4 separate regions of the Homo sapiens genome follow, and all the other regions are linked to region 4. The links are chromatin loops, found by intact Hi-C in ENCODE. Cell type or tissue: sigmoid colon. All regions are shown on one strand. Each heading gives the region's core, and the rest is flanking DNA. Links, peaks and the distances in the headings are about the cores only. Region 1 has its middle 77 kb from the start of MIR4290. Region 2 has its middle 17 kb from the start of LINC03062. Region 3 has its middle 61 kb from the start of MIR4290HG. Region 4 has its middle 130 kb from the start of MIR4290.

Region 1 (8,039 bases), core at 1,109-6,108, 54 kb after region 4:
CACATGCGTGAACCTCAGGAGTGGATCTTCCCCAAGGCAAGTCTCAAGATGACTGCAGCCCGGGCCGACACAGAAATTCAGAAATCCAGAAAAGTGAGAGATGCTGTGAGAGAAAGATGAGGGAGGAAAGAAGGAATGGGCCAGACTCTGAGGCACAAGGCTGGAGTGTGGGAGCTGAGGAAGCGCAGCGGGGCTGGCTGTGGATAGATGGAAGTTGAAGAGGAGGGTCTTGAATGACGGGGTGCGAACCAGCCTCCCCCAAGCTCAGCAACTGGACTTTTTTGTGCAGTGTCCTACAGATTAGGAGGAGGGTTATGTCTCTTTAACAATGTGTGTGCTGCAGCAGCTTTAGAGCAATAGAGCGAAAAAAGCCCAGATGTTCTAGGAGGAGCCCGTGGTGATGATAGATTTCAGTGGGCATGTGTGAGAAGGGATCCAGGGGTATGACAGGAGCAGTTAGAACAGGCCAGGTGAGAATAATGGGCCACTGAGTAAGACAGTGGCTGTCTGGAGAGCCCTGAAGTTGTTCCTACTATACGTGGTTTCCACCACCTGCTAGACTTAAAATAGCATTTCCATGTGTCTGCACCCTGAAGACCTCCTGAGTCAGGTTACCTACCCTCCTTTGCAAAGCAAACACCCCCTAAGGAATCCCAGCATTGTCTTGTGTACCCCTGCACCAACTCTAATGCACTGGACGTGGATTGAGAAAAAGAAAAGGAACACAGACTCCTTGGGTGGGACCTGCCTTTGGGGCTGTGCCTCTGAGCATTCATCCTAGCTGGAAATCCTTTGCGCCTGTGGTGGTTGTGAGAGCACAACTCACAGGGGCTCCTGCTGTATCCTCCCACCTGCAGTCAGGGCTCCAGAGGATGCCTTTGATCTTGGGGACATGATTCTTTGATCATGTCCCCCTCCCTGCCCCACCTTTGGGGGGACCTTGCACCTCTTTCCCTCCCCAGACATTGGAGTTATTACTTATTGCTGCTACTTTTTTTCAGGAGGAATAACATGTATGACTTTCTTTATTGATTAGCTTTCAAGGGCATTTGCTAGAGAAAACAGGCTATGGGGAGAAGCAGAGGTTCCAATAGCCCACATGGTGACTGGGTTTCCTTATAGCATCTGGTACCCTTGACTGTGTTTTCTGCTGGCTTGGGTTGGTCAGGTCTGCTCTCTGGGTCTCGTCTTCCTCTGGAGTGTTTCAGATGATCTATTAGGTGTGTGAAATTCACAGACTCAGCCAAGGGCTGTAAACATTTTTATTTTATGACTCCTTACCTTTATTTAATATTTGGCTTGTAACACAAACCGATATTCATGTGCTACAACTCTTTTTGTCACCCGGGGGTCTGTTTTCCAAGCATCTAAAGGTTGAAGTATTGTAAATGTATTTTATTTATGACATTGAAAAAATCCTTGTAGGACAAAATGTTTTTTTCTATGATTTCAGCTCCTCCTTCTGAATAAATCAAGTATGTTTAGAAAGAAATAACATTAAAGCATAGGCATTTAATCAAATCAGGCAAGTCACTCAAAGCTTACCGAGTGTTGGGGTAAGTAACCTCTTTAGTGAGCTCTGTTCGGAAAAGGCTATGTTTGGGCTGCTTTTCTGGTTCCTGAATAGAAGACCCATTGAGACTATTGCAAGTCCATGTGTCATCCCTCTCAAGTCTATGCACCCACCTTAGGTTCTTACATCCATGCATAGCCAACTACAGGCTGTTCCTTTGTGCCAGGTCCCAGGCCCATGCCAGGAGTGGGAATACAGAGGGCTCACACTCCAGACAGCAGAGAGAAGCCACTATTCTACCATGAAGCTGCAGAGGACTATGGAGGCAGCAAAGGGAGAAGTGCTACCTCATCCTAGGCAGGCTGGAGAGCGCCTCCCAAGAATGACATCACAGGGGAGGGGAGGAGGAAGGGCATGCACAGAGGTGCAGAGGCAGGGAGCAGGGAACCCTCTGCAAAGCCCAGGGGGGTGGAGGGAGAGGAAGGGCCCAGCTGAGGCATGGGAGCCAGGCATGCCAGGCATTGCTACCCTGGGACTTTGGATTTTATCCTTCAGACCAGGCACTTTTTAAAATTTTTTTAAATTTTTTGAGACAGTCTCACTCTTGTCACCCAGACTGGAATGCAATGGCACGATCTCGGCTCACTGCATCTGCCTCCTGGGCTCAAGCAATTCTCCTGCCTCAGCCTCCCGAGTAGCTGGGATTATAGGCATCTGCCACCACGCTTGAGTAATTTTTGTATTCTTAGTGGAGACAAGGTTGCACCATATTGGCCAGGCTGGTCTCAAACTCCAGACCTCAGGTGATCTGCCTGCCTCAGCCTCCCAAAGTACTGGGATTACAGGCGTGAGCCACTGCGCCCAGTGCTTTAGACTGTTTTTGTTGTGTTTTTTTTTTTTTTTTTTTTTTAAGTCAGTGGAACTTTGTTTTAGGTGAAACATGAACACAAGCCCAATGTGTGAACTGGAGGCCAAGGGGCTCAGTTGGAAAGAAAGGTGGGGGTCCTCAGCCTTCCTCTTCCCCATTCACCTTTCCAAAGGTTTGAGGGTCTCCTCTGCTCTGCAGAGCATGGTCTGGAAACGCACAAGACCATGCTTCCCCTAGTGGTCAGTGGCATGTTTGACTGCGGTCGGAGCCTCAGCTTCTCCTGCCCCGTTGCCCAGTCACCATGCCTGGTCTCACCTCTTCTCCCCAGGCCTCATCCAGCTCAACTACTCATGGAGATGCAGATGCTGCTAGCTCACTCCCATTCTCCCCTCATCTTCACCATCAGAAGTGGAGGGGGTGATGCCTGGCTCATGATGGTCCTGTGCGAAAGGAGGGAGAACAAGCCCACAGTAGGCCTTCACCCAGAGGTGGCTACTATGATCACCTAGATATGCATGCCCTGAAAGCTCATGAGTGCACAGGAAGTGGAGGGATAGCCTGGCATCTTCCTGAAAAACCTACCCCTGAACACAAGGAAGATAACACAAGGCCACACCAGAGACCCCTGTGGTTCACTTTTCTTCTTTCTCTTCCTAATGAAGTAGGGCCCAGCTGCCTCCTTAAAGACTCTTCCACCTGTATCCAGTTCCATCACTTGGACAAGCCACCCTAGGACCCAGATCCCATTTTCTACTTTTGTTTGAGAACGTAGACCATCTCTGGGAGGTATGACAGTGTAGATGACATCATCTCACAAATGGAAAACCAGACCCTCAAAGGTAAATATTGCACTTGCACCCCAATAGAGAGCTGGGAGCAGAGGCCATTGTGAGGACTTGACACTCCAAGATGCTAAATGTGTCCTTGTTTTCTGCAAAACAAACAGAACACTAAGAGAAGTGAGGTTGTCTGCCTCAAATGCAAAGTTGAAATGAGTCTACTTGTATGATCTTCACGTGGACTAAAATCATCCACACAGAGGGCAGTGCAAGATTGGACACCACAGAAGAATGAACAAAAGGAAATGACTCTAAATTGCTCCAGAATGATTAGAGTTTGGTACCAGGAGAGAAAAACAAAAATCAAACAACAAAATAGGACATGGGCGTTGGAGAACCTACCGAGGGTTTTCTAGGGGAGGCTGTCAGGCTGTCTTTCCCAGAGGCTCATGGACAAGAGGACCACCTGTTAGGCAGGGATGGGCTAATAGAGAGGAGATGAAACAAGTGACCCATTGCTGCTCTGGTCTCAAGGTTGTGGCAGAAGTTCCTCCACATGGATCTCTTGTCATTTTTAGGAGAAAGCTGCTTATACATGCAAACTTACCCCAACTATGCTAAGACTTTGGTTTTATTACTAGTTCTGCTGTTCATATCTCTTTTCTGTCAGATCCCTGGGGAGGTGCAACTGCAAGCAGTGGTTGCAAAGTGACACTTACATATCTACCAGTCTGGCTCTAAAAGTCTCACCAATGAACACCTAAGGCCCTGTGCTGCTTTCATAGCTCTCTGAACACTGAGTTTTACCCAACAGTGCTTCCAACATTTGAGTAGGAAAGAGAGAAGGGTGAAAATAATTGGCTTATGAGGGTTTTCAAGGGTGAATTTTGCTGACCTGAATCATTTGGCTGCTGCATCCAGACACCTGCAGTAATGTTTTCAATATGCAAGAGCAAAGAGGAATTAGGTATGCCAGAACAGAGTCGTTTGTGTTCTTTGCAGTCTGTTCTCTGTACAATCACAAAGCATTTTTTAATGATATTTCAAAACACTTTTTCAAAGAGAGTTTAATGCAAAGCAGATTTCTTGTGTAACAAAGACAGGAAGGATACTGCTTGACAGTAGCTCTTAAATCCAAGACTACGGAGGCTATCAAAAACAATCGGCAGCAGGCCAAGAACTCAAATTTTGACAAGAGTTGTCAGATACTGTGATTTAAGGGGCAATACAAATTTGTCAAAGGTGTCATCCTTAGGTCATCAAAAATGTGTGTTGTGCTTATCTAGATTTCCCTCCAAAGGACTTGCAAAGGTTAAGAGAACAAGTGATGATGTCTGGACAGGCTTGCGATCCCAGGCACAGGTTGTAAGGAGGGCAAGTGTGAACGATGGGGCTTTGGGGATTTTCACTGATAAGATTTTACCTGAAAGGTCAGGTGAGTCTCCCTCTGTATTCAACACTCTTAGGGTGACATTTGTAGGCATAAAGACCCCATTCTTGCCGTCAAAGAGTTTACATCGAGATAGCACTGCTTTCTCTCAGAGTGCCTATGAAGCACTTAACAATCAGGGACAAAATCAAACATGAGCTGTAATAACATCACCAAGGGCTGTGCAAATTATTTAACTCATTTTGAAGTGAAGAAGCTAGTAAAATGTCACAAAAGTTTCAAAGGATAATCCAATAATAATTTATGGATTAAGAATATTGAAACAAATTTGTAAACGGAAGCAAAACTGGCTTGGAGGGAAAGTCATTGTTTCTTTTTGGGATATAATTGATTTGCATGTCTATGAACAATTATTTGCATTACTATCAATTTTCCACATGTTAGCCAAAATATCTACAGTAGTGTTAAACAGCTCGGAGAAAAGTCTCTGATCCCTAAGGTCCAGATCATCCGAGGGACACCCTCATCCATTGAGAGGATGCCCAGTAATATTTTTGCTTATTCCAAAGTCTTGTATTTTTCCTTACATTGATAATTAATGCTGGATTCTGGAACACTTCAAACATGTGTGAGAAAATTGCTGTGTGGATGTGGGAAAGGATCATGAAGCCATCGGGGGATGTGAGTAATTCCCCTTCACACTGCACATGAAAAGCCACTCTATTAGTCCATTCTCACACTGCAATAAAGAACTACCTGAGACTGGGTAGTTTATGAAGAAAAGAGGTTTAACTGACTCAGTTCTGCTGGTCGTACAGGAAGCATGGTTGGGGAGGCCTCAGGAAACTTATAATCATGGTGGAAGGGCAAAGGGGAAGCAAGCACCTTCTTCACATGGTGGGGCAGGAGAGAGAGAGAAAAAAAACCCAAACACCGCATGTTCTCACTCATAGGTGAGAATTGAACAATGAGAACACTTGGACACAGGAAGGGGAACATCACACACCGGGGCCTGTCGTGGGGTGGGGGGAGGGAGGAGGGGGAAGGGATAGCATTACGAGATATACCTAATGTAAATGATGAGTTAATGGGTGCAGCACACCAACATGGCACATGTATACATATGTAACAAACGGGCACGTTGTGCACATGTACCCTAGAACTTAAAGTATAATAAAAAAAAATGAAAAAGAGAGCGAGAGAACATGCAAGTGAGTGAAGAGGGAGGTGTTACGTCCTTTCAAACAACCAGATCTCATGAGAACTCTATCATGAGACAGCACTGGCGGATGGTGCTAAATCACTGGAAACCACCCCCATGATCCAATCGCCTCTCACCAGGCTCCATCTCCAACACTGGAAATTACAATTCAACATAAGATTTGGGTGGGGAGACAGAAACAAACCGTATCAGCCACATAATGACTAATGGTGAGGCGGACAATAACCCATGCCTCAAGGTCTGGGCCTAAAAACTTCTGGCTCACGTTATGTTCAAGGACTTTTTCTTTTGTTGTTAGATTGGGAGATGTTTTAAAAAGTAAAAATTACACCTCAAAGAGAGTATTCTTGCAGAAATTTGGCCTTTAATAACACTGTCATTTGGAATCAATGAGTGAATGAGAGCAGAGGTTTGCTAACTTCTATAATACCCAAAAGGCAACCACAAGTGGAGGCCAGTCTCTGGACATCTTCAGATGAATACAAAATTTCTTTAGGCAAGGCAGTGTCTGTGGCCTGGAGATTCCTTCAACTGTTTGCAGAAAAGTAAATGTAGTTGCAGAAGTTTTAGATGGGTCATTGCTTCTCACTTACAGTTGTAAGTATTTAGATCAGTGCTTTCTAACTTTAATACGCACAAGAATTATCTGGGACTGCTGTCAAAATGCAGTCCCATTCCCTAGGCCTGGGGCAGGTCCTGAGATTCTGCATTTCTAACAAGGCCATGCCACCACTGCTGATCCGTGAACCACACATAACTCAGGAGAGCTGACCCTTCACTCCCACTCAACATCAGTGAAGCGGAATAGGTTCGAGGGAGGTGGGAATGGTTGGCTTTTTTTCCCCTCCCCTTCTCTGTTATCAGCAGCACCCAGTGGGTGGTTGAACTTGCATTCTCCCTCAGAGGCAATGTGACAGTGTGAATTGGTCTCCACTTCTCAGGAAAGCATTGGTGGGGTGTGGAAAGAGTTGAGTTTCCTTTCCACCTATGAACAAAGAGAACACCCAGAGGGAAGCTGCATGTATGTACCTGGCCCTTACTCTGCATGTTAGCAGGGGGTCTACCTGCTAATAAAAGAAGACTCAGTAAAATCCAGAGTCCGAACCCAAAGGCAGAGGTTACAATTAATTTGTCACTCACCATAACAAGAACAAGGAAAACTACAACTTGAATGAGAAATGACAACCAACAGATGAATTACCAAGATGAATCAGATGCTGGAAATATCTGAGCACCCACCATAAAAACTCTTCAACAAGCAACTGCAAATTATCTTGAAACAAATTAAAAAATTGGAAATGCTGGCCAAAAAATAGATAATATAAAAATAATCATATGAAAATTATATAACTGAAGAAATACTATCACCAACCCCTCCCCTCCCCAAACAAACAAACAAAACAAAAACAAACTTGCTGAATGGGCTCAACAGAAGAAGAGAGATGGCAGAGACAGAGTCAGTGAATCTGACAGCAGATTAATAGGATTTACTCCATCTCAACAATGAGAAGAAAATAGACTATTGGGGGAAAAGACAAAAATTATCTCAGGAATCTGTGGGGCAATAACAAAAGAACTAACATTGATATAATCAGAGCTCTGGAAGGAGAGACTAGAGAGTGAGATTGAAACAGTAACTGAAGAAAGAATAGTTGAAAACTCCCCAAATCTGGCAAATAGGATAAGTCCAAAGAAGTTCAGGCCAAAGCTCTTCATAATTAAACATGAAGTGATTCGTGCAATGATACCACATCCGGAGTGTGGTGGAGGGGCTTGGTGATGGAACATCCAGGAGGACCGTGTGACAAAGGCCACTATGGAGACACAGCCTCCCCAGACACTCTTAGTGAGTTCTTCCTGCTTTTCAGATTAGATCCTGGGGCGGCGAGATGAATGGAAATTGTCCCTGCTCTAAGAAGATCATAGGTGATTTGAGGGGTGGACGTATAAACCATCTATGATGGTGAGAACAAGAGGATTGTTCTGCCCCTGGCTGCTCTAATGACGCCTGTCTTGATTTTGAGAAAATCCCTCTACTTTGCATATCTGTAAAGTGGATGTACAGATTCATGTGCTCTCTGAGTGTGGGACACAATTAATATATAGATGATAGTTGCATAAAATGCCCTTTTTAAAGTTACATTTTAGAGAGTTGGAGCCAGGGTCTCCCAACATTTGTGGAGCTCTATCACTCTGACTGTTGGCTCCCAGAAATGATCTGTATGGATTTCTGGTCCTCTCTCTCCTGGTATTGGGACTCTTTGCTA
Region 2 (8,039 bases), core at 2,099-7,098, 270 kb before region 4:
TCTGCTGTGGTTTGACTGTGGCCTGCCCCTAATACATCTGTTGAAATCCTAACCCCCAAGGTGATGGTGTTAGGAGGTGGGGTCTTTGGGAGGTGATTAGGTCATAGGGGTGGGGCTCTCATGACTGGGATTAGTGCCCCTATAAAAGACACCCCAGAGAGACCCACTGCCCCTTCCACCACGTGGGGACACAGTGAGGAGGTACCGTGTATGTCAACAAGACATAAATGTTTGTTATTTATAAGCCACTCTGTATGTGGTATTCTGTGGTACCAGCCCAAATGAGCTAAGGCAAAATCCAATATCCCCAAATGAAAATAAGACTTATGGTGCATCTTGTGGTGTATATCATTTGTTCTGTGGGAGAGTGTGACACAGCCATAGAAGACCATGGTAAATAACAATGACTAAACCCATCACCACTGCTGGAGGAAGCAGGGACTGCACCAGCAGGGAGGAGGGCAGCATCTGTTTGCTGGGAGCTTTCCTTGAAGCTGGGGCTGGGTTGAATCCCATCCCCCACTAGCTGCATAACTTAGTTCAAGCTGCTTCCCTCTGGAAGGCAGGCCTTGTCTCATCAGATGCTTGTGAGACAAAGATATAAAATATGCCAAGGCAGGCGGATCATGAGGTCAGGAGTTTGAGATGAGCCTGACCAACATAGTGAAACCCCAACTCTACTAAAAATCCAAAAATTAGCCAGGTGTGATGGCATATGCCTGTAGTCCCAGATACTCAGGAAGCTGAGGCAGGAGAATCGCTTGAATCTGGGAGGTGGAGGTTGCAGTGAGCTGAGACCATGCCATTGCACTCCAGCCTGGGTGACACAGCAAGACTCTGTCTCAAAAAAAAAAAAAAAAAGTGCTCAGAACAATGACTGCACAAGGGAAGGTGCAGTGAATGCTGGCCAGTGTTGCCTAGCTTCTGTACGGGGTTTTTAAGGGAAGGGAATTCTCCCTTTCTCCAAAGGAGTACAACTGAAGTGTTAGGGAGCCCCTGCTAAGTACCCCCTCTATCAAGAGTTGAGGTGTTGGGCACTAAATAACAAGCTATAAAAGCCACATGAGCCCCAAGGCTCAGGCCACCTGCAAGGAGTGGTTCCCTGCAGCCAGCCAAGCTGCTCTCCAGACCAGAGAGAGCTTTCCTTCCCTGCAGGGGTGCTGGAAGGTGCCTTTCACTGCAGCATGGCAGCTTCACTGGGTGAGACCAGGGCCAACTGTGGCCAGGGATGAGGCCAGGCCAGTCTGCCAGGGATTCCTTCAAGGACTGGGGAAGAACTTGCCAGAGAGAAAGCCAGGGCACTCTGAGGTAGGCCAGCTTCCCTAGGGGATGCGCTGGCTGGCTTCCTCCAGGCTCTGGCTGGCTGCTCCTTGACTTCAGGGTCTCCTTGGGTTTGGGAAGAGCAGCCTGTCTTGGTCTCTAACTTGCCTGTCAGTCCCCTGGGATCTCCTGCACACTCAGGAGGGCAATTTTTCCAAAAACGCTTCTGGGGACAGTTCTGCTGGTTCACTGAGAACACTATGGGCATCGAGAGGACAGAGGAGCCCTCCACTCCATGGGGTGGATTTGCATTTCCACCCAGGTAGAGCTCTGTGGAGAAATTTCTGGCTCAATGGGGGCCAAGCCTGAACCGACATTGAACTTGAACGGGAGCTCGAGCTCCAGTTCCAGGCTGATCCTGGGATAGGGGGCTGTCCTCTGCTGATTGATCACATGCAGCATCAGAGAAACGGGAGGAGTGCTGTGCCACCACACGATGAGACAGGACGCTGTCCTACCTTGGCCCTTATTGGTCACGGGGCCAGAGCTCTGGGCTAGGAGCCAACGTGGGGCTGGGGACTGCATTTTGAATTCCTGATCTTCCCAGCTTTCCAGCTGTGACTTCAGACTTTTTGGTACCTCTCTGAGCTTTAATGTCCACATTTTTAAGACGTCTGACCTCACATAGTACCTGTGTGCTCAGAGGTGCTTAATGCACTAATTGACTCGGGATCTGACCTTGGGGCAGGTTGCTGGCCTTCCCTCTCTCAGTGCTCAATATCTTCAGAGATGGCCAGACGCCTCTCTGCTTGTGAACTGCGGATTAAAGCCAATGGGCTCTTAAAGTCTCTCCCAGTTGTAGGACACCAATTTCCCCAGGTTCCATAATCACCTGTTCTGTTAGCTGCTTCCTCCCACACATGCACACACACACACGCACACACACAGGCACATGTGCCCATAGTGCATACCTGTCTATTGTGAAGCGCAATCGTTCAATCTTGTTGGACTCCCCAGCTATTACATTAGGTCAGCAGCGTTGGCTTTACCAACCTCAGATAGTCAAGGATGAGTGAAAAGTAAAGAGCTACTTTGCCCCTGCAGAGAGTGGCGAAGGTGCTGGTGAGGAGGGCCAGCATGCCGTGCTCAATGGCCTGCAACAGCAGACAGCCCTGTGAGCCTCCCAAATGGGCCTGGCAGCTCGTTCTTAAAGAGTGAGTACTAGAAAATAAAGACAGTGATTCTCTTGATGTTTTTCATTCTCCCGGGTTCTTGAGGCCACCCGAGGGTCTGTGGGGATGTCTGGGTGTTACCAGTGCAGGTGGGCTCTGCCTTTTTGCTCTGGTTTTGACATTGTCACCATCCAGCCATGTGCTGGATGAGGCTGTGGCCTCTTTTGCTTGCTTCTGCTCCTTTCCATGGAGGCTGACATCTGTCTCATAAACATGAAAGGAGAAGGCCCTATTTCAAAGCTGAATGATACTTTTTGCCTTTTTCTACAGGGTAAAATTGAACAAAATCATTTTTTCTACAAGCGTCCTCTCTCCTTAGCATTTGCCCTATTTATTTATTTTTTCAGGGCTGCAAATTACTTCAAATAAACAAGGTAGCACAGAAAAAACAATGGCCAGAACCCTTGGTTTCTATTAAACAATCATGTTATGGGAACATTGCACCTTGTGGAATCCCCGGGTGAGGTGATGGACAAGCAGCCGGTGCACAGTATGTTCTGTTCTGAGCTGGAAGTTGGTTGCTTTGATTCTCTCACTTGGTCTTGCACAGTTTAGCAATTAGTGAAGAACAACTTCAGCTTGCAGGGTTCTCCTGGAGCCTGTCTTGTTTGTCCCAGGGCCCGGCTTTGGCAGCAGAGAGCAGATTCTGAGAGGTTCTGTTCCCTGGCTGACAAAGCTCTGGGCCTCAGCATCAACGCTGCCATGAGCATATCTGCCAGCAGTTGGGCAGGAGGAGACCTCTCTGGCTGGGGTCTGGCCTGGTGGAGAAGGGACTGGCCCTCCAGTTCACACCTGCTGGAAGGCAGATCCCTGGCACCTCCACACCCTATCCTGCCCACTAATGTGGTCTCAGCCTCTCCCAGTCTCCTCTTCTGTCCAATAACTCCACCCAGACCATTTCCTATCATTGTTGCAAAGACTGAGACAAGACGCATGAAAGTTGTGTGCCCAGGAGAGGGCCTTGCCTGGAGTGGATACATGGTGAAAGTGAGTTTCCTCCCCACACTTGGAATGCGAACCACTTTGTTTTTCCCACCATGCAACTGTGCCTGCAGCTGCAGCTTCATCCAAAGGTTTCCCCTTTTCATCCCCTGTGGGGTTCCTGTCTGTGCTCTCTACAAGCCACAGAGGTTGACGGCCCCCTTGAGGCAGTCTGACCTTGGGTTTTCTTTCCTATTCATGCATACTGACCACCCCAGGGCCTGCGATGCAAGGAAGTGGAGATCTGGGAAACTGTTCTTGTCCCCTATTTCTTTATTTGCCTTCAGAGGAACTTGCCTTTCTAAATACAGTCACCCTGGAAGTTTCAGGAGAGGAAGGTCTGTTGGGGTTTCCAGGAAGCACAGTGAATGAACTCAGGGTGCCCCAAAGCAACCCCAGGATCGGCATGGTGCGGTGAGCACGGAAGCAGAGCCGTGGCCAGCTTCAGCCAGGGATAAGTGAAGCTCCATTTTTTGTGGGATTAAAGCTTTTCTGGTGCATGGCAAGGTACCATTTCTTTTCTTCCAACTGAAAAACAGAAGGAGAGAAGATCCCCCAAGTAGCCATGGGGCCTCCCTGGCTATTATTCTGGCAGAGTGAAGGCCGTGCAGACATGTGGATGAAATTTCTCTTCAGTTAGTTACAAATATGTCTGCAAAGCCTGTGTATCATAAACCAGAAAGCAACTATATGTATATATGTATATGTGTGTGCATGTGTAGGTGTTTGCATATCATACTTCTGCTAAGTCCTCAGATAAAACCAACGCTGGCAACTAGATCGAGAAATCATGGCCCAGGCTCAGCATCGCCCAAGGGCAGCTGACCTAGCCTTTGCAATGGCACTGGCATTAGCCGGGGAGGTCCGCACCAGGACACACTCCCTGGCTGGGGTGGGATGTTCTGAACCGTGCAGATGGGGATTAGGCCGAGCCCCACACCCTGAGCGCCTCTGTAAACAAAGGGCTTCTCAGTAAGCAGAGCTCAGCATTTAAAGCCCTGAGGTTGATGGTCCTCGCTTGCCATGACCTCAAAGGCTGGGTATCATTTTCCATCCTGGGAAGGGAAGACCCCTGAGGCGCCTGCAGTGAAGTGACCAGCTCAAGGTCACCAGCGAGTAGATGACTCCAGGCATTGGGAACATGCCCAGAGGAGTGCTTTGCAGCCGTCCTGAAGCCTGTCTGGGAACTGTTTACAGGGCCTGGTTGAAAGCTCTGCTAGGAGTCGGGTATCCCGACTGAACTTCTCAGATGTCTGCAGAAGCAGGGAGCCAGTGAGAGGGAGATAAATTGTACAAGCTAGAACGAGGAGGAGGCCAGCCCCCATGGCTCTTGGGGGTGAACTGCCCGCTGTCCTCGCTGTTTGGGTCCCGGCCCCAGGCCCAGCGGCAATGAGGAGCTGTGAGCACAGCCTGCTTCTGGCAGGACCTCCTGTACCGCTGTTATTTTTATCTCTGTGCAGGGCTGGAGTTTACCTTTTTGTTCTGGTTTCCCATAAACACAGCTTGTGGGCTTCCCTTGCTGCCTCCTTTCTTGGCATTTAAGACATACACCTGCCTGCATTTCAGATCTTTCTGGCAGGCTCAGGAACACCAGCAGGCTCTTTGCAGCCATGGGCTGCATTGAGAAAGTGCAAGAAAACCAAGTGAGGCTCTTGGGCTCTTAGCTCCTCAGCCTGCGTCTCCAGAGTGGCTTGGCTCTGCTCAGCAAGGGAGAGTGTGCACAGCCCAACACACAGGAACCCAGGAGGGGAGCAGGCCAGAAACCCCCACTGAGGGCTACTGCTGTTTGAGGTGAGGAGGCCCTGGCGCCCCCAGCCAGCTGGTCTGCGGCCAGGAGCACTGAGTGCCCTTAGTTTCTTGGTGGTGATGACTTCCCTCTGCGGGTTAATTATGCAGCCTAATAGCTGTTATTACTCCTGAACACAGTGTGCTGCTGGCAGCCTGTGGCAGTTTTAAGGGCAGCTCTGTCTACCAGCTTCCCCTTCTCTGGGTGCCCTGCCCACCCTTCAGAAAAATAAAGTGAGAGGGCGCCTCTCCCAGCAAGGCGGCGCTCAGTCCACGGCCGGCGGGAGCTTCCTCCAGGCTGCTGCCCTGCTAGTGACGTTGATTATTGGAGGGCATTTTACTTTCTTGGGAGACCTGGGTTTGGGAGCTGACTATGCCAGGGAGGAAGCGGCTGGGACCAGCAGTTTGGTGGAAAGGTGCTGAGCATGGTGAGACTCACTCTGGGTTTGTCCCGAGGCCCCGGGTGCCTTGCTCAAGGCTCAGAATTGCTGTCAGTTGTGGGGGCACAGAGCACCTCATGGGCACGGCTCCTGAGGACTGTGGATTTGGGGTTCAGAGGGGCTCTCAGAGCTCACCTGGCCCCCCATCTCTACCCAGCGCAGCAACCATAGCCTCAGGATCTCCAGCGTTCAGCTCTCATTTCCTGTGACTTCCGAATGGGCACTTTGAGACAACCCACCTGGTGTCTTTCATAACCTGGGTCCTGACGGCCCCTGGCATTTCTTCATCTGGGATTGTGAACCCCCGTGGGCCATGGCTATGCCCCATTCCTTGTGACATACTCTGTGGAGGTGAGTTCAGAACTCAGTCCCCAACATATTTATGGAGGCAAATAAAAAACCCCAAAGGGGCAATGCAGAAATCTCATTCTAACTTTTTGTCTCTTGGATGTGGTGAATGGTTCCCAGACTGAAAAGGATGCATCTGAGTGTCACCTCCCCTAGTGCCTCTGCTGGAGGAGTTATGCCCAAGGAGAGCAGAGGCAGGGGGCAGTGGCTGGGACATGGGGCCGGAGCACTCTGCCCTGCCCCTTGTGGACCACACATTTGGGTGCAGCAAGCCTGTTTCTAGGAGGTGCTGTTGGACTCGTGTGCATCTGTGCTCATTTACAGTCATTCAGAAGGCTTTTTTTTTTTTTGACAGTCTCGCTCTGTCACCCAGGCTGGGGTGCAGTAGCACGATCTTGGTTCACTGCAGCCTCGACCTCTCAGGCTCAAGCGATCCTCCCACCTCAGCCTCCTGAGTAGCTGGAACTGTGGGTGCATGCCACCATGCCCTAATAATTTTGTTTATTTTTTTCTCACTATGTTGCCCAGCCTGGTCTTGAACTCCTGGCCTCAAACCATCCTCCCACTTCAGCCTCCCAAAGTGCTGGGATTACAGGTGTGAGCCACTGTGCTCAGCCAGGCCTTCCCTTTATAGTGGCTGGGAACAGGGACAGCATCCATGCAACACTCTGGAGTGCACAGAAGAGGCCTCACCGTCTGGCTCTTGGCTTCTGATTATTCTTGAGGCTGACTCAGACTTGATTTCTGGGGGTCCCTCTGATGGCCGCAGAGGGGCTGATGCAGTCACCACGCAGATGGTTAGGGAGCTCTCATTATGCATAAGAGACGGTGGGGCAGGTGTACGGTCTCAGATGGGCTGGCCAGGACTTCCACCCTCAGGGAACCAAGAGTCCAGGTGAGAAGCCGGTGGTCCAGGATGGAGGGGAGGGCACCAGGTACACCCACAGGCAGCATACAGGGTCATGACTTGCCTGTGGTTGGCTGCAGACTCTGCTCCAGAACAGCAACCACCGGCCGTCTGCAGCAGGCCACTCTACTAGTGTGGGTGCATGGAAGGGGGCCTGCTGCAGTCCTCACTTCATGGTCATTTGAGCTGAGGCAGTCACGTGGCCACTACAACCAGGCCTGCAGGCAGAGGCAATCTGTGTTTAAAATGGCCGTGGGTTCCCCTACACTGTGGAGGCAGGGATGAGACCACCACCCTTGGTGCCCAGTGAGTCTGCAGTGACGCCACAGAGCACTGAGCAATGTGGATTCTATGGGTTTTCTCCCTTCTCCAGGCATTTTCCACTGTTGTTGAAACAGGGGCCCAGAGCAGTAGGATAATACATTGACCTTTGTAAGGTTGTCAATAATAGGTGTTGTTTTAGCTTAAAGCAAAATGTTAGCTTTTCTGCCTAATCCTTTCCACTGGGAAACTAAGTTTTTCTTCATTCTTAAAAAAACAGGCAGCTTTTTGCTAGCACACGTTTCTTAAATGTTTGGCTGCAGCCCCTCCTGGCTTCGAGCAGAGCCCGGCTGGATCTGGGAAGTGTGCGACCCCACTGATGTCATGCTGTGGAACTGCCAAGCACCCAAGAGATGGGTACAATCTAAGTCAGAGAGTCCCCTGGCTCAAGGAGACAGGAACCCTGCGAGGCCGATGGCTACAGAGAGGTCAGCGGCAGGCAGGCTGCAGCCACTCACTCCCCCACTGACCTGGTCCCTGCCCTACTGGGGCATTTCTGCTCACATGAGGGGCTCCTGTCTTGCAAAGGCTCTTCCCACAGCCTAACTCAGTGGGCTGGCACTCACTGCAGGCAGAGAGGCCCCAGATACCTGTGTGATCTGGGGGTGAATGCAAATTGGAGTTGCACCGCCAAGCTCAGTTCTCAGCTTGCTCACATTTCTTGTGAAAATCAGGGAACATTCCACTCAGGTGGGTGTGGAGTTGCCTGTGGCCACAGGGTGTGACCTACAGCCCAACAAAACCTCTCTGAGGAGCAGGAGAAGC
Region 3 (8,039 bases), core at 1,477-6,476, 210 kb after region 4:
AACCCCTCCAGGCCACAAAGGCACCTAGGTGTTTGTGGGTGTATCCTTCCTTTCTTCCAACGCCTTGCTTGTCTGTAAACCAGCTCGCATTTATATCTGGAAGAACTTCATTATCAACCTGTCCCAGAACCTTCTTATCAGATGCCCCAGGCTAAAGGATTGGGGCCAGATTTTTCCATTGTCCTTTCCAAAGAAGATCAGCTCAGTAATAATTACCCCCCACCACCAGCAGAGAGGTTACATCAGGGCAGCTGGCAGTGGAACCCTGAAAGAGTGCGGCTGCACATTCACCTGTCCACAGGTGAGAGCGGAGAGTGGTGCCACATACTCAGCTAGCTTTCCCCAATCAATGGGAGTTCATAAAAACAGACTTAAAGGCAAGACACATTGCTTTCTCGCTGGCCAGTGACAATGACAGAAAGCACAGGAGCTTAGAGGAGAAAGGCCCTCCAGCCCTGCGAGGAGCCTCCATAGAAACACACACCAGCCCAGCTCCTCTCCATGTGACGGTGACCCAGATGGGAAGGTTGGGAGTGAAAGGCTGGGCGGCAATGATGCCCGGCAACTGTCGCTGCCCAGGGTTCGGGCCTCTCTGTGCTGTTGCTGAGAAGCATGGGCCCTGGTCTCCAGGGGCTGGACTCACTGAGGGCTGAGTCTGCTGTTCTCACTTGAGTGCCGAGACCCGGCAGGCACTGCTTCCTAATCCAGCCGCTCCTCTCCTCCCTGTGGTGTCTGTGAGGCAAGGGCTCCCCAGAACACCTGTGCTTCACGCACACACACCACATCACACACAGCACACATCACATTACACCACACAGCACACACACCTCACATCACACCACATACCCCACATCACACCATACACCACACATCCCACATCACACCACACACCACACTCACACATCACATCACACACCCCACATACATGCAGCACACATGCCACATCACACCACACACCCAACATACACGAACCACACACACATCACACATATCATATCACACCACACACCCCCCATATATATGTGCACCACACACACATCACACCACCCACCACGCACACATCACAGCACACATCACATACACACCCCATACCCCACACACCACATACACATCACATACCATCATACACCACACCATACCACACACACAAACCACACCCCACACACACACACAACACACCAAACATAACACACCACACACTGTTGTGTGCAAGTATGTGTATGTATATACCACATACATACTTGGCATACACACATACACTTGTATGTGGTATATACATACTTGCACACAACACACGCCAAGCACATCACATCACACAGATGTACCACAGACATACGCCACATACATACACCATATACCACACAAACAACACACACCACACACATCAAACACATCACACCATACATATAGGTACCACACACACACCAAAACACACAGCATGCACACGCACACATGACATACTGCACTACACACACCACACGCATACACACACAACACAGCACACACCACAAACCACTCATTTAAAGAGAAGCATTTCAACTGTGAGTTTCCACTGCCACCTAAGGGTTCAAATGTGAGAGAGCCAGTTCAAAGGAAAACAACCTCAGACCGAGCTTGTCTGACTTTGAATGTGGCCCAACACAAATTCATACACTTTCTTTAAACTTTATGAAATTCTTTTGCGATTTTTTTGTAACTCATCAGCTGTCATTAGTGTTAGTGTATTTTATGTGTGGCCCAAGACAATTCTTCAAATGTGGTCCAGGGACGCCAAAAGATTGCACACCCCTGCTTTGGATCTTAAAATAAGTATGATCTGGGTCAAGGAACAGCTGCTTATTTTTTAAGCTCAAGGGCCCAGGAGGATTCCATGAGGGGAAGGAGATGTGCGTAATTTGGATAAGAAACTCACAATCTTAATTTAATAGAATCCTCTTTCCACTTTTTTGAGCTCCAGAGATCACACAAGCGGTGTGTGTGTAAATATATATGCATGTGTGTTTGCAGGTTTATATGTGCACGTGTGCACACGTGCATGTTTGAGAGATGGTGTGTTTTGAGTGTGCACATCTTTGCACATCTGTCGGAGGAGGGTAGGCAGCAAAGGATGTTCCCTGGGAAGGCATTGTTGTAGAAAGAATCTCACAAAGGAAATATTCAGAAGCCAAGGGTGGTGGGAAGAGGGCCAAGGGGAGGGCTGGGCAACTTGAAATTACACTTACTTATCTGGTTCTCTCGACAAGTAGCCTGTTCTGCTGGGCTACTTAGATCCATCTGCAGGCCAGTGCTGTCCTCCACAGGGCAACCGATCAACTTTCATGGGCTTCCAGATCAAAACTGACCAATTAGTATAAAGCTTTCTCTGAAGGGCCTGCCCATCAGTTCTTTTAAATACTCTCAGAATGATTGCATTGTCCAGCCAGGGTTGAAGCCCATGGTCTATAACAGGGGTCAACCAATGTTTTTCCATAAAAGCTCAGATAGCAAGTATCTTCAGGTTTGTAGGCCATATGGTCTCTGTCACAACTACGCTACTCTGCCCTTATAGCCTGAAACCAGCCATAGATAATCTCCAAAGATATAAACGTGACTGAGTCCCAACAAAACTTTAAGGATACTGAAATTTGAATGTCATTTGTTTTTCATTGGTCATAAAGTGTATTTGTTCTTTTCATGTGTTTTCATTCACTGAAAATCCAGAGAGCATCTCGGCTCACAGGCTGTATACACAAGTAGGCTGTGTTGGATTTGGATGTGGGGGCTAGAGCTTGCCTCCCTTGATCTTGATCACTGACTGGCATGTAGCTCAATGTCTACTGTAAGGTCAGGCTGGATTTTTAACCACCACTGGACATGAGTGTCCTGTAATATTGTCAATAAGTTTATTGATATCTTATTATTGATATTTTACATGTATGCAGGATTCATTCTTATTCTTGATAGCATGTCTAATGGGTAACTATTTACGTATTTATTTTCTCACCAAGGAGCATAGTGAAGCCAGCAATCTGAAGTTTGAATTTAAGCTTTTTTGATGATCTCATCTCTAATTTGAAGCCACAGACCTCCAGACAGCAGCAACCTTTAATCTGACAGTCAGAGAAAGGATTAGAGTGACAGTTTGAAGATGGGTTACTCGTGGTCTTGGTTTTTTTTTCCTTTTGTAGTAGAGCATTGTTGCTTTGAAGATTTATAGGTCAAGAATGTTGTAGAGACAGTCATATGCTGCTATTTGCCTGTAGGTAAAGTAAGAATCAAATTTAGCGGCGTTCAGACATGGCTGATATGCCAGGCTGCCAGAGACAAATATGTGAGTGCTTGCTTAAGTTTGGGGCTTAAGAACCATGTTAGTTTCATTTATTTCTGTAGGTATTTTAGGATTTTCAGTTTTGAGTATCTTAGTCAACTTTTTATGTTGATAGTTAATTGCACATTTCATATATCCAACTAAAAAATGTGGAAATAAGCAGATGATCTTTAAAATATAGTTTTCCCTGTTTATCTCGATAAATTCTTTTTTTTTTTTTTTTTTTTTTTGAGAGTGAGTCTCGCTGTGTCACCCAGGCTGGAGTGCAGTGGCCCGATCTCGGCTCACTGCAAGCTCCGCCTCCCGGGTTCATGCCATTCTCCTGCCTCAGCCTCCTGAGTAGCTGGGACTACAGGCGCCCACCACCACGCCCGGCTAATTCTTCGTATTTTTAGTGGACACGGGGTTTCACTGTATTAGCCAGGATGGTCTCAATCTCCTGACCTCGTGATCCGCCCTCCTGGGCCTGCCTCCCAAAGTACTGGAATTACAGGCATGAGCCACTGCGCAAGGCCAATCCTAACTTTTTAAATGACAGACACATTGTTTGCCCTTTGCTTGTAATACTTTGAATGGTTAATTTGTATATCCCTTATTGATCTTCACTACACCTCAATATGAGTACACTGGACAAGGAGCCATGTTTCCATTTTCAGATAGAATAAGAGAAGTTTGAGAAGCTACCATGTAGCTTTATGAGGCAGGTTATCTGTTTTACAAGATGTCTTCAGAGTTTTTTCTATCTCTAATTTTTAAATAATTTTTACATTTTTTTCTACTGTGATTCTGAATTTAAAAAAATGGAACTAACTTCACACTCTAAATTTGCATTTTTGTCATGCTAAGATATATTCCCCTTCATGTAACTTTTCCTTTAATAGCACAAATTACAGCAACACTAGATGGTATTATTTTGAAATAGTTTAGAGAGGATCTTTGTGATTCTTCAACAATTAAGTCCTGCAGACACATCTCCATCTTTGGAGGCTCCCTATCTTTTACCAAGGGTCAAGTATATGGTGACCTTTTCAAACTGTTCCCTGCTAGGTGTCTGAGTTTGGCTCTGAAAGAAATCATTTCCTTTAAGAGCTCGCTCCAAAGCAAAGCCTTTACACGTGTAACATCTCCTTGGCCACATGCGTCACTCTGCATATAAACAGCCTGATTGGCTGGGGCTGCTTAGATCCATCTGTAGGCCAGTGCTGCCCTCCACAGGACAACCGGTCAACCTTCATGGGCATCAGAATTACCTGAGAAGTTCTGCCAAAAAGACACGCCTGAAGGAGCAGGTGCAGGTCTACCTGGAACCCTGGCCTCTGAATGTCACCAAGTGTCCAGGGATTCTTGAAACTTCTCAGGGGACTTTACTCTGTGGTGTGTTGGGCTGTATGGACTGCTGATGTCTCCTCTGAGAGGATTTACAACCCTGGGCACATAAGAATCACGTGGGAGAACTTTAAAAAGTGACAGTCCCAGACTGCACCCCCAGAGATCCTGATTCTGGAAGTCTGGAGTGGGTGTGGGTCAGGCTAATGAAGCTCCTGGAGGCTTGAAGGCTCTGTTAGGTGTGAGCATCCCAGACTCTGCCTGGGTAATTCTAAACCCTGGTTGCACTTCAGCATCGCACAGGGAGACTTATAGACCACTTGTGTCTCATGTGGTGAGCTGAATAAAGTCCGCGAAGATGTCCACTTCTGCATGCCTGGAGCCTATGAATATGTTACTGCTGTGGTCTAAATATTTGTGTCCCCCCAAAAATTGTAGTTTGAAAACCTAATCACCAGTGTCGTGGTATCAGGAGGTGGGGTCTTTGGGAGGTAATTCAGGCAGACTCTTCCCTCATGAATGGGATGTGTACCATTGTCAGAGAGGCCCCAGAGAGCTGCCTTGCTCCTTCCACCATGTGAAGGTGCAGGAAGAAAGCACAGTCTGTGAACCAGGAAGTGGGTCCTGAGCAGACACCAAACCTCCAGGTACCTTGATTTTGGACTTCCTAGCTTCAAGAACTGTGAGAAATAATTGTGTGTGTGTGTGTGTGTGTGTGTGTGTGTGTGTGTGTGTGTGTAAGACAAAGTCTCGCTCTGTCGCCCAGGCTGGAAAGCAGTAGAGCCATCTCAGCCTACTGCAACCTCCGCCCACATCCCTCCCCACTACCCCCTTTCCCCGCCCCCACCCCAGGTTCAGGCAATTCTCATGCCTCAGTCTCCTGAGTAGCTGGGACTACAGGCCCGTGCCACCATGCCTGGCAAATTTTTGTATTTTTAGTAGAGACGGGGTTTCGCCATGATGGCCAGGCTGGTCTCGAAATCCTGGCCTCAAATGATCCACCCACCTTGGCCTCCCAAAGTGCTGGGATTACAGGCATGAGCCACCGCGCCTGGCTGAAAGTTTGTTTTTTGTAAGCACCCAGCTTATGATCGTTTGTTTTAACAGCCCAAATGGATTAAGACAATTACATGGTAAAAAGAACTTTGCAGATGTGATTTGGTTAAGGATCTTGTGATGGGGAGGTTATCCTGATCACCTGGTGGGTACTAAATAAAATCACAAGGATTGCTTATAAGAGGGAGGCAGGCAGTTAAGAGCCAGAGAAAATGTGAAGATGGAAGCAGAGATCAGAGTCATGTGAGGTCTGAGTCAAGGAATGTAGATGACCTCTAAAAACTGAGAAAAGCAAAGACATTGATTCTCCTCTAGATCCTTCAGAAGTAATGCAGCCTGCCAACACTTTGATTTTAGTCCACTGAAACTAATTTTGAACTTCTGACCTTCAGAACTGCAAGATCATAAATCTGTTATTTTAAACCACTAAGTTTATGGTAATTTGTTACAGTGGCAACAGGAAATGAATACAACTGAGACCTCAGCACAGACCATGTAGACCAGAATCTCTGGTGCTCTTTCCTCCCTGCTTCTCCCGTTAAGAAACATCTTAGTTTATGACAGTCTAGTTTGAGTTAACGCCAAATTAATTTCACAGGTATACAAAAACTTTGCTTCTATGATCTTTGATCCTCCCTCCCACCTTCATGCTGCTATTGTTACAGATTACATCTTTATACATTGTGTGCCCATCACTCAAGATTTAGAATTACTGTTTTATGTAGTGGTCTTTTAAATCAGACAGAAAAAAAGAAAGAAATGGCTGGGTGCGGTGGCTTATGCCTATAATCCCAGCACTTTCGGGGGCCAAGGCGGGTGGATCACCTGAGGCCAGGAGTTCAAGGCCAGCCTGGCTAACATGGCGAAACCCTGTCTCTACTAAAAATACAAAAACTACCTGGGCACACTGGTGTGTGCCTGTAATCCCAGCTACTCAGGAGGCTGAGGCCAGAAGAATCGCTTGAACCCAGGAGGCAGAGGTTGCAGTGAGCCAAGATCACACCACTGCACTCCAGCCTGGGTAACAGAGTAAGATTCCATCTAAAAAAAAAAAAGGAAAAAAGAAAGAAGTTATGAACCAAAAGTACCTTTATACTGTTTTTTACTTTTACCTATGTTGTCACATTAACAGGGCCTTTTATTTGTTAGTGTGGATTTGAGTTACTACCTAATTTCCTTCCATTTCAACATGACGTGTTCCCTTTAGCATTTCTTGGGAGAAGGTCAGCTAGTGACAAATTCTCTCAGCTCACCTTTTCTTTTTAAAATTATAGCATGTCTTAATTTCTCCTTTGAAGGATGGATTTGCTGGATGTAGAATTCGCCATTGACAGATTTTTCTTTCTTTCCACACTTTGAGTATGCCAGCTCACCTCCACAATTATGAGTAGTCAGCCATTAGGCTTACTGAAGTTCCTTTGTGCGTGGGGACTCACCTGTCAGTGAGGTGTGAAATTGCCAGCATTTCTTTATTTCTCACTCTTGAGTTTGCAGGTGGGCCGTGGCAGTTCTACTGAAGTCCGCAGGTGGGAAGGGCAGAGATCTGATTCTCCTGCATTTCCAGGCAGAAGGCACAACCACTCTCTGGGACGCATGGCTCTGATGCGATAAGAGCACACAGAGTGAGCCCAATGCACCATGTGTGTTTGGCTCTTAGCTTGGACAGGCAAATCCACATCCACTCACATTCCAACAAGCCAAAGCAAGTCACCCAGCCCATTGCTTCTGGGACAAGGATGTACATTCCTCCTGGGCGTGGGGGTGCGGGTACCGCAAGGGGAATAAATTTTTCCTGAGCTACGATACAATCTCCCACCAAAAGTCATACAGCCATTTAGTTAACAACTTTTCTTGAATAGTTCAGTTATCATCAATGATCCACATATTGATAAACATGACTTGACAATAATAACAATGTTAGCATTTTACACTATTTTCTAGAAGCTTCACTATGCTTCATTTATTCTCAGAAATTCTCTCTAGGATAAGCTTCATGGGCAGAAAGAAGAATGAATGAAAGCCACGTAAAAAGGACTGTAAAAGCCAGTAAAAAGGGCTGGAATAAATGGGACAAATCATCATCCTTTTCTATACCCTTATTTCATCTGTGTGAACACATTTGCTTGCTGATTTGTAATCAGAACCTGTGGCCAAAGAAAAAACTGTCTGTCATCTTAGCTCCAGAAAGCTACTGTCATCTTACTGCATCCCAGGTGGCTTCTTTTGCAGGATTCCTGGAAGGATGATGTTAGCTCTGCTGTTTCACTGGAAGAGTGACTTCACTGGGCCAGCCCTGTGTCCTTCCCACAAATGTGGTTCAGGATTTCATCCAACATAGCTCTTTACCGTG
Region 4 (8,039 bases), core at 1,510-6,509:
GCAATGGAATTTCAACCTCCAGACCCTGTGTGCAAAAGCCCCGAGGGTCACTAGGGGCAGTCACAGGGGAAGAAAGGAAATGGCCAGGCCCTTCCAGGTAGAAAGGGCCATTTGTGCTTGTTGTGGTCTTGTGGGGACACTACAGAACACTGATCAGATGCAATTGGTTGCTATCACCAAGGCAAGAGACTTGGGTTGAACAATTCAAGGGGTTTCCTGGGCCATGACCTCACCACACCTTCAGTTCCATGTAGACAAAATGACCTGTTCTTCCAACAAGTATTGTTTGAGCCCCTGGTACTTGCCACACAGAGTTGTAAATGCTGGGGGCACAGCTGTGGGCAGACAGACAAAAATCCCTGCCCATAGGGAGCTGACCTTCCGGTGCAAAGGTTGGCATGTTTTCTGCAAATGTTTTAGGCTTCAGGGGCCGTGTGGTCTCTGCCACAGCTCCTCAACTTGGCAAAAGCAGCCACAGATGACAGGCTCATGAAGGGGTGTGGCGATGCTCCAGTACCTTACCTACAAAACAGGTGGCTCATCTGGTCTGTAGAATTTGGCCTGGGTAGTATTTGCTGATCTGTAGAATTTGGCTTGGGCAGTATTTGCTGATCTTTGCTCTAGTGTACAAGATGGGAAAACATGCTCTAGGTTCAAGTTCTGCCAAATGTATTATGTTTTCAATCCCTTTGCAGAACATCTCTACCCTTGAGGCTGACTTTAGAGTACTTTGCCCCAGGCCAGCTTTTGCTTGTCACCTTGACCATGTTTGCAGGTGAGGCCGGCCTGCAGAACGTGCTGCTAGCAGACATCCTCCACCAATGGGCTGAGCTGTGTCCCCCACAAATTCCTGTGTTGAAATTCCAACCCCCATATCTCAGAATGTGACTGTACTTGGAGACAAGATCTTTAAAGAGGTAATTAAGTTAGAGTGAGTTCGTATGGGTGGACCTGTAACCAAAAAATATCTGAGACAGCTTTCAATCAATTTAGAAGCGTATTTTGCCAAGGTTGATAACTCATGCCCATAACTCCTGATAACTCAGGAGACAGTTCTGTGTCTTTCTCCAAAGATGATTTTGAGGGCTTCAATATTTAAAGGGGAAAAGCAGGCTGGAGGGGAAGGAGGGAGGGTATGGTCACATTACTGAATCCACATGTTGCAAGAGAAAAGGAGCTGGTGGGGGTATAGTCAATTATGTATGCGTCTTGCACTCAGTAAATCAGCACTTTATGTAAGTTAAGGTGAACATAGAGCAGCTACCTGTGGAGATACTTAACCTTTTATCTGTAGCTATCTGCTTAGGAACAAAAGGAAAGGCAACTTCTTCCACGACTCAGCTTTCAGCTTAATTTTTTTTTCTTTTGGCACAGTAAATTGTGGACCCAAATTTTAATTTTCCTTTTCAAAGCCTAATCCAATATAGCCACTGTCCTATAAGAAGGGGAGATGAGGACACAGATACCCACAGAGGGAGGGATGACCATGTGGGGATGCAGGAAGAAGACGCCATCTACAAGCCAAGGAGTGAGGCCTCTGGAGAAACCAGCCCTGCTGACACCTTGCTCTGGTACTTCCAGCCTCCAGGGCTGAGAGGATAAATGCGGGTAGTTTCACCCCTCAGCTCTGTGGTGCTTTGCTATAGCAGCCCAGGCTGACTGTTAGATCTTCCCTGCCCCAAGCGCAGATGGCGGGATGGAATAAGGCAGGGCTCCTCCCTTACGGCCAGGCTCTTCCCCCAGCACTGGGAGTAACCCTCACCTTCCCTCCTCCCACTCTTGGTTCCCTCCAAGGCCCTCAGATGGGTAGTAGCCCTGACAGCTCCTCCACTCCTGGGGAGGTGACCCAGTGGAGGTGGAAGAGGAAATAATTTAGAGAAAGAGAGAAAGTTTGTAGAGATGAGGCTGAAGGAAGATGTCCTCCTTCCCAGCCTCCAAGAGGTGGACAATAGCATTAACTTCTGGGTGGAAGGAGGTGCTTCCCTTGTTCACTGGACCTACTTGCTCAAGGAGTGCCCTGGACAGACGCGGGCCGAGGCATGGCCTCCAGTGGCAGGTGTCCTGCTGGAGACACACTTCAGCTGGTGTCAGCATCAGAAACTCTGATTGTCCAAACTCTGGAGTCATTAGAAGAGCAAACGGCCAGCCATGGAGGCTTCTGCAGTGTGAGCTTCCAGCCCGGGTGGCATGGCTATTTCCAAAGTAAATAAGCAAACCTCTTGTGCCAGGGTTATGAAGTTTTTAATAGATAAGCTGGGAATTGGGAGCCCCTGGAAGGCCCCGCTCCAGTGCTGGGGAGCCCTTCTCTGGCATCTGCCTCTCAGGTTGCTCTGCCTTATCCTCAGGGTTCTCCTGCACCCGGGGCCAGAGAGCCTTGCCTGCCACGGGCAGGGCCCTTCCCCACACGCTGGTCCTGCACCAGCTCAGGCCAAACTTGACCACAGTGTTGTGCTAGGTGCCCAGGAGAGCAGGCAGGATGGCGTGAATGCCCCCCAAGCTGACTGTGGAACTTGGAAGGACAAGCCACTGCGCCTGACTTTGCCGCCCTCAGGGAGGACGTCGGGGTGTTTGCCCATGGGCTTGCTCCACTGGGGGTGTTGTCACACATTCTGATGCCCCTGAGCCCCTTGGCTCCTGGTTGAGTGGCTCACTGGGCATGACAGTGGACTCAGAGCCCATTGGTACATGAGGGACCCTCCTCCAGGCTCAGGTGCCAGTTCTACTGGCACCTTGACCTACACAGTGCCGGGTGGCTTGGGCGGTGGTAAGGAAAGATTATGAGCAGCACAGTCCTTTACAAAATGCAACGCGGCGTTACCCAGATATCTTACTGAGAATTAAAATGTAAAATTTCTTCATTTCAAATTTAATATTGTAACTAAAAGTCCTTTCCAGGACCAGGATTTCCACTGGTTGTGCCCTGGTGATCGTAGGAGTATTTCCATATCTGATCACTCACAATGCTCGCCTGGCTGGGAGGCCCAGTTCCAGTGCCCTCCCGCAGGGACAGGGAGGACAGGTGGGTGGGGCCTCGTATCTGGCTGGACCTGGAGGGGCTGGCCATGAGAAGGGAGGCTGGCCACAGGGCCCACCCGGCTCTTGTCTGGGGATGATGTGGTGGAGGCCATGGTCTGTTCTATCAGCTTGTGGGAGGTTTGGGGCAGGACAGGGGAGATAGGCATTCAAGGACCATGGCAATCTCTGGAGAAGGCATTCACAGGGCCCATGGCCTCCAGCCATTTGATCGTGATATTCTGGCTTGTGGGGAAAAGTAAAACTCAGAGGACAGCAAGTAGCCAAGGCTTTGAATGGGTCTGTGGCCAAGCTCAGGCTAAGATCCCTGGTACGTCATGCTGCTCCTGTTTGCTGGGGGCCTTGGCCCTGCCTCCACCGTCAGGGGTCACCCTGCTTGGCTGGCCTTACTGTACTTGGCCTGGAACTGTGTATAGGGAGATTGAAGCCAGAGCACACTTCTTGCAGCCTTTTCCTTCAAGCTTTTGAAGAAAATAACTTTTTACAGATGGGCCTTGGCCAGGGACAGAAGCATGTTTTGTGTTAAAACAATGGTTGCATTTTCCCCAGGAAACAGCGCCAAGTTACCAGGCCACTTTGCCTTGGCAGGGCCTCCTATCCCAGGGTGGACTCTGGCCCACACCAGGGCTGTGTCTCCATCACCCTGTCATGGCAAGAAAAAGAGAAAACACCCAAGACGTGAAGCAGGCTTGCCTGCTCCTACCTGCCCTGCAAGCTTGTCTCTGCCCCAAGCCCCCAACCCTGTCCCCTGAGCTTCTCTTTACCCCAGACTTGGCTCTTGTCCTGGTGAGAGTGTGCTCTCTGAGCCCCAGAGAGTGAGTGGCATTCAGAGAGTGTCTGAGGACACAGAATTATGAAATCATACTTGGGAAACCACCCAGAGGCAAGCGCTTGGAAAGACTCCTGTTTTTATTTCTTCCCCCGCTCTACCTCTATATAATAGTCTTATGTTATTTTCTCTTTATAGTTTGAGACAGCAGCATCAATCCATGCAAAGTCCCATTTATTTCCAATACCCTATTCCTGTTTCAACTCCATTTTCCAGAGGCCGTCATGCTCATATGCTATGCACTATAAATGTGTAAGTATCCTTGCTAAGTGGTGTTTTGTACATTTACATTACCTTTTTTTTTTTGAGATGGAGTTTTGCTCTTGTTGCCCAGGCTGGAGTGCAATGGCATGATCTCGGCTCACTGCAACCTCCGCCTCCCGGGTTCAAGTGATTCTCCTGCCTCAGCCTCCCGAGTAGCTGGGATTACAGGCATGCACCACCACGCCCGGCTAATTTTGTTTTTTCAGTAGAGACGGGGTTTCTCCATGTTGGTCAGGCTGATCTCGAACTCCCGACCTCAGTTGATCCGCCTGCCTTGGCCTCCCAAAGTGTTGGGATTACAGGTGTGAGCCACCGCGCCTGGCCTACATTGCTTTTTAATCCATGTAGAATGTAAATACTATGCTTCTTTTTCTGCTCCTTCCTGTGTACGTAGTCACCGTGTGTGTGCGTGTTCTTGTGTGTGTGTATGTCACTGTTGGCTGTCCGTACATCTAGCTGTTGCTTCTGACATAGTCTGCATCACCCACACTTTGCTAATCCATTCCCCTCCACTGCCACTGACAATGCAGTCATGAAAGTCTGCAAAGATGTCTCATGTAGACCTGTTGGTGAAGGCTCCAGAAGAGGAAGCCACCCCAGAAGTGGAGTTGCTGGCTCAGTGCTAAACACGATTGGTTTTCTAAGCAATGCCTGGCTGCTTTCAGCAACACTTGTGGCTTTGTTCATGAGTATGGCAACTTCCATTTTCACTAATCTTTTATTGGTGTCACTCAGTGTATTCGTGGCTTTGCCAATCTGAGGTGTGTATAGGTCCAAAGTGCTATCTCCCTGCTCTCGTAATTCGCACGTCTCCTATTAACAGTGATTTTGAACATCTCTGAGTACACTTGTTGGTGATTTGGCCATCTTCACTTCTGAATTGCTTATTGGTATCTTTTGGTCATTTGTAGACACTCCTTGTATATCCCAGGTGTACCCAGTCAGTTTTACATATTACATATATCTTCTGCTATCTGTTTTCCACAGAAAAACAGTTTGAATGAATGTGCGAATTCTGTTAGAACACCGCATGTGAGGTTCATAACAGGAGCAAAGCAAAGGTCTCCATTTCTGTTGTTGTTGATACACATTTGATGTGTAACTATTAGTGTGAGCTTAGTCATCACATTATTCAATTCATGTATCTTTGCTTACTTTATGAATCCTCATTCTATCTGTTTTGAGAGGGGTGTTATATTAATTTTACTAGATAGCCATGTAGGTTTGAGGCTGTATCACCAGATCTCTACATACTTAATTCTTTCACATTTTATTTTGAGATAATAGTTGCAGATTGACATGCAGTTTTAAGAATTAATACAGATTCCACATACCCTACACTCAAGTTCTCTAATAGTTACATCTTGCATAACTTTAGTACAATATCACAACCAGGAAATTTATATTGAAACAATCCATTGACTTTATTCAGATTTCACCAGTTGTATGTGTAAGTGTGTGTGTTTAGTTCTATGCAATTTTATCACATGTGCAGATTTGTGTGACTACCCCACAATCAAAGTACAAAACAGTCCCATCCCCACAGGAATTCCTCATACTACTCTGCTACAGCCCTTCTTCCTTTCCCGCCTCCGCCCAGCCTCTGGCAACCACTCATCTGTTCTCCATCTCTATAATTTTGTCAGTTCAAGAATGTTACATAAATGGAATCATACAGTATGTAACCAAAGATTGGCTTTTTCACTCAACATAATTCCCTTGAGACTCATCAAGTTATTTTGTATATGAATAGTTCATTGCCTTTTATTGCTCATTAGTATTCCATAGTATAGATGGACCATGGTTTAACGACCCACTCACTAAAGAACATCCAGATTGTTTCTGGTTTTGGATGATTACAAATAAAGCAAAGATTCTGGTACATGTTTTTGGGTGAACACACATTTTCATTTCTCTGAGATAAAGGCCCAGGGGTATAATTGCTGCGTTGTAGGGTAGTTGCATCTTCTGCATTTTAAGAATCTGCCAAACTGTTTTCCAGAATGGCTGCATCACTTTTTTTCCCACCAGCCATGTATGAATGAATGATCCGGTTTCTCCACATCCTCACCAATGTTTGGTGCCATCACTATTTTTTTTTTATTTTAGCTATGTTGACAAATGTGTAGTGATATTTTGTAAGGGCATTAATTTACATTTCCCTAATGGCTAATGCTAATATGAGTTTCTGCTTCGTGTATTTTGAAGCTCTGCTCTTTGGTGCATACCCATTCAGAATTGTTTAAGTCTTTTCAGCATGTTGATTCTCTTACCATTTTTATAATGTCTCCATTTATCTCTAATAATTTTATTTGGTACTACTTCATCTAATGTTATAGCCACTCTTGTTTTTTCATTGTTTTCATAGTATATCTTTCTCCATTCTTTTCTTTTCAACCTACTTATATGTTTGTATATGAGGTGATATATATATATATATATATATATATATATATATATATATCTCCACTATGCCAATCTGTCTTCCTATTGTTATATTTAGATCATTTATACTTAAGGTAATTATTGATATGTTAGGGCTTCTATTTTATTTTATTGCTTGTTTTCTGTTTGCTTCCTCAGTTTCTCCCTCATTTATTTTTCTTTTGTTACTTTCCTTCAGGTTGCTTAAACATTTTTTAGGATATACTCTTGATTTATTTGTAGTGTTTTTGAGTATTGTTTTCTGAGTGATTACTCCAGCTACTATAAGATACATATATAATTATAATGTGCTGGTACTGATGTTTTACTACTTTATATTAAGTACAGAAAATTTATTTCCATTTAGGTTCCTTTAATCTGTCTATTAAAAACATAATCATCTTGTGTAACATGTACAATGAGCACCTCACTATATTGTGTTATATTTGATTCAACCATCAAATTTAATTTTTAAAACTCATAAGAAAAACAGTGTATCATATTTAACCCTATTTTGACCCATTCTGATGGTCTTTTTCTTTCTTTCTGACATTTATTCTGTTATTTTTTTTTCTGCTTATGAAATTTCTCCAGCCATTCTTTAAGGGCAGGTTTGCTGTAACACATTCTTTTAGTTTTCTTGTCTGAGATTATCCTTCATTACTGTAAGATGTTTTCATCAGACTTAGAATTTGGGGTTGACAGTTCTTTTCTTTCAGTTCCTGAAAAATGTGGCTCTGCTTCTTTCTTGCCTCTATGTTTCCAGTGAGAAATCTACTGTCATTTAACTCAAGTTTTCTTATAAGGAATACTGTTTTTCTCTGGCTGCTTTAAAGAATTTTTCTTTGTTTTTAGTTGCACAAAGTTTAATTATGATGTGCCTTTAGTGTGAATTTCTTTACATTTATCTTATTTGAGATTTTCTCAACCTCTTGAATCTGTTGACATACCTTTCACTGAAGTGAGATATTTTTAGCCATTATTTCTTCAAATACCCTTTCAGTTCCATTCTCTCTCTCCTCTCCTTCTGAAATTTTGATGGTGTTATTGTAACTTCTTTCATTATTGCCCCCAAGTTTTCTGAGGTGTCACTGATTTTTTTCAGTCTATTTTATTTTTGTTGTGTGGATTGGACCCATTCTATTCATCTGTCCTCGAGTTTTCTGATTGCATCCTCTCTCATTTCCAATGAGTCCATCCACCGAGGTTTCTTTAAATTGTATTTTGGTGATTGCATTTTTAGTTCTGTAATTTCCTTTGGTTCTTTTTTATACCACCAGTTGTTTTATTAATTTTTCTATTTTTTTCATTTGTTACAAAGTAATTCATAATTGCTTGTTGAAGCATTTTTATGGTGGCTGGTTTAAAATCGTTATAAGATGATTTCAACACGAGAATCATCATGGTGCTCATATCTGTCGCCTGTTTTTTCTCTTTCAAGTTATGATTTTCCTGTTAATAATTTGATGAGTGATTTTCAGTTGTATCC

The links. Peaks named below come from ENCODE experiments on the same cell type or tissue, not always from the same donor. Only the 100,000 strongest peaks of a DNase experiment are listed, where the experiment ranks them.
Region 1: it touches region 4 in a loop (10-fold over the local background); 3 of 110 quality-filtered maps call a loop at or near these places.
Region 2: it touches region 4 in a loop (2.8-fold over the local background); 3 of 110 quality-filtered maps call a loop at or near these places.
Region 3: a loop joins it to region 4, with 2.5 times the contacts of the local background. A loop is called at or near these places in 3 of 110 quality-filtered maps.

Annotation. Positions count from the first base shown.
Region 1 is chr9:89,942,708-89,950,746 of GRCh38, forward strand. No RefSeq gene overlaps it. Among named protein-coding and RNA genes, the nearest start is that of MIR4290, 77 kb to the right of the region's middle. In sigmoid colon, for the core only: no CTCF peak of the experiment used is centred there; a DNase peak (open chromatin) is centred at 1,764.
Region 2 is chr9:89,618,778-89,626,816 of GRCh38, forward strand. No RefSeq gene overlaps it. Among named protein-coding and RNA genes, the nearest start is that of LINC03062, 17 kb to the right of the region's middle. In sigmoid colon, for the core only: no CTCF peak of the experiment used is centred there; DNase peaks (open chromatin) are centred at 3,104, 4,804 and 5,484.
Region 3 is chr9:90,097,981-90,106,019 of GRCh38, forward strand. No RefSeq gene overlaps it. Among named protein-coding and RNA genes, the nearest start is that of MIR4290HG, 61 kb to the left of the region's middle. In sigmoid colon, for the core only: CTCF peaks have their summits at 1,569 and 4,523 (motif pointing left); a DNase peak (open chromatin) is centred at 4,481.
Region 4 is chr9:89,888,369-89,896,407 of GRCh38, forward strand. No RefSeq gene overlaps it. Among named protein-coding and RNA genes, the nearest start is that of MIR4290, 130 kb to the right of the region's middle. In sigmoid colon, for the core only: no CTCF peak of the experiment used is centred there; a DNase peak (open chromatin) is centred at 3,403; H3K27ac peaks cover 529 bases.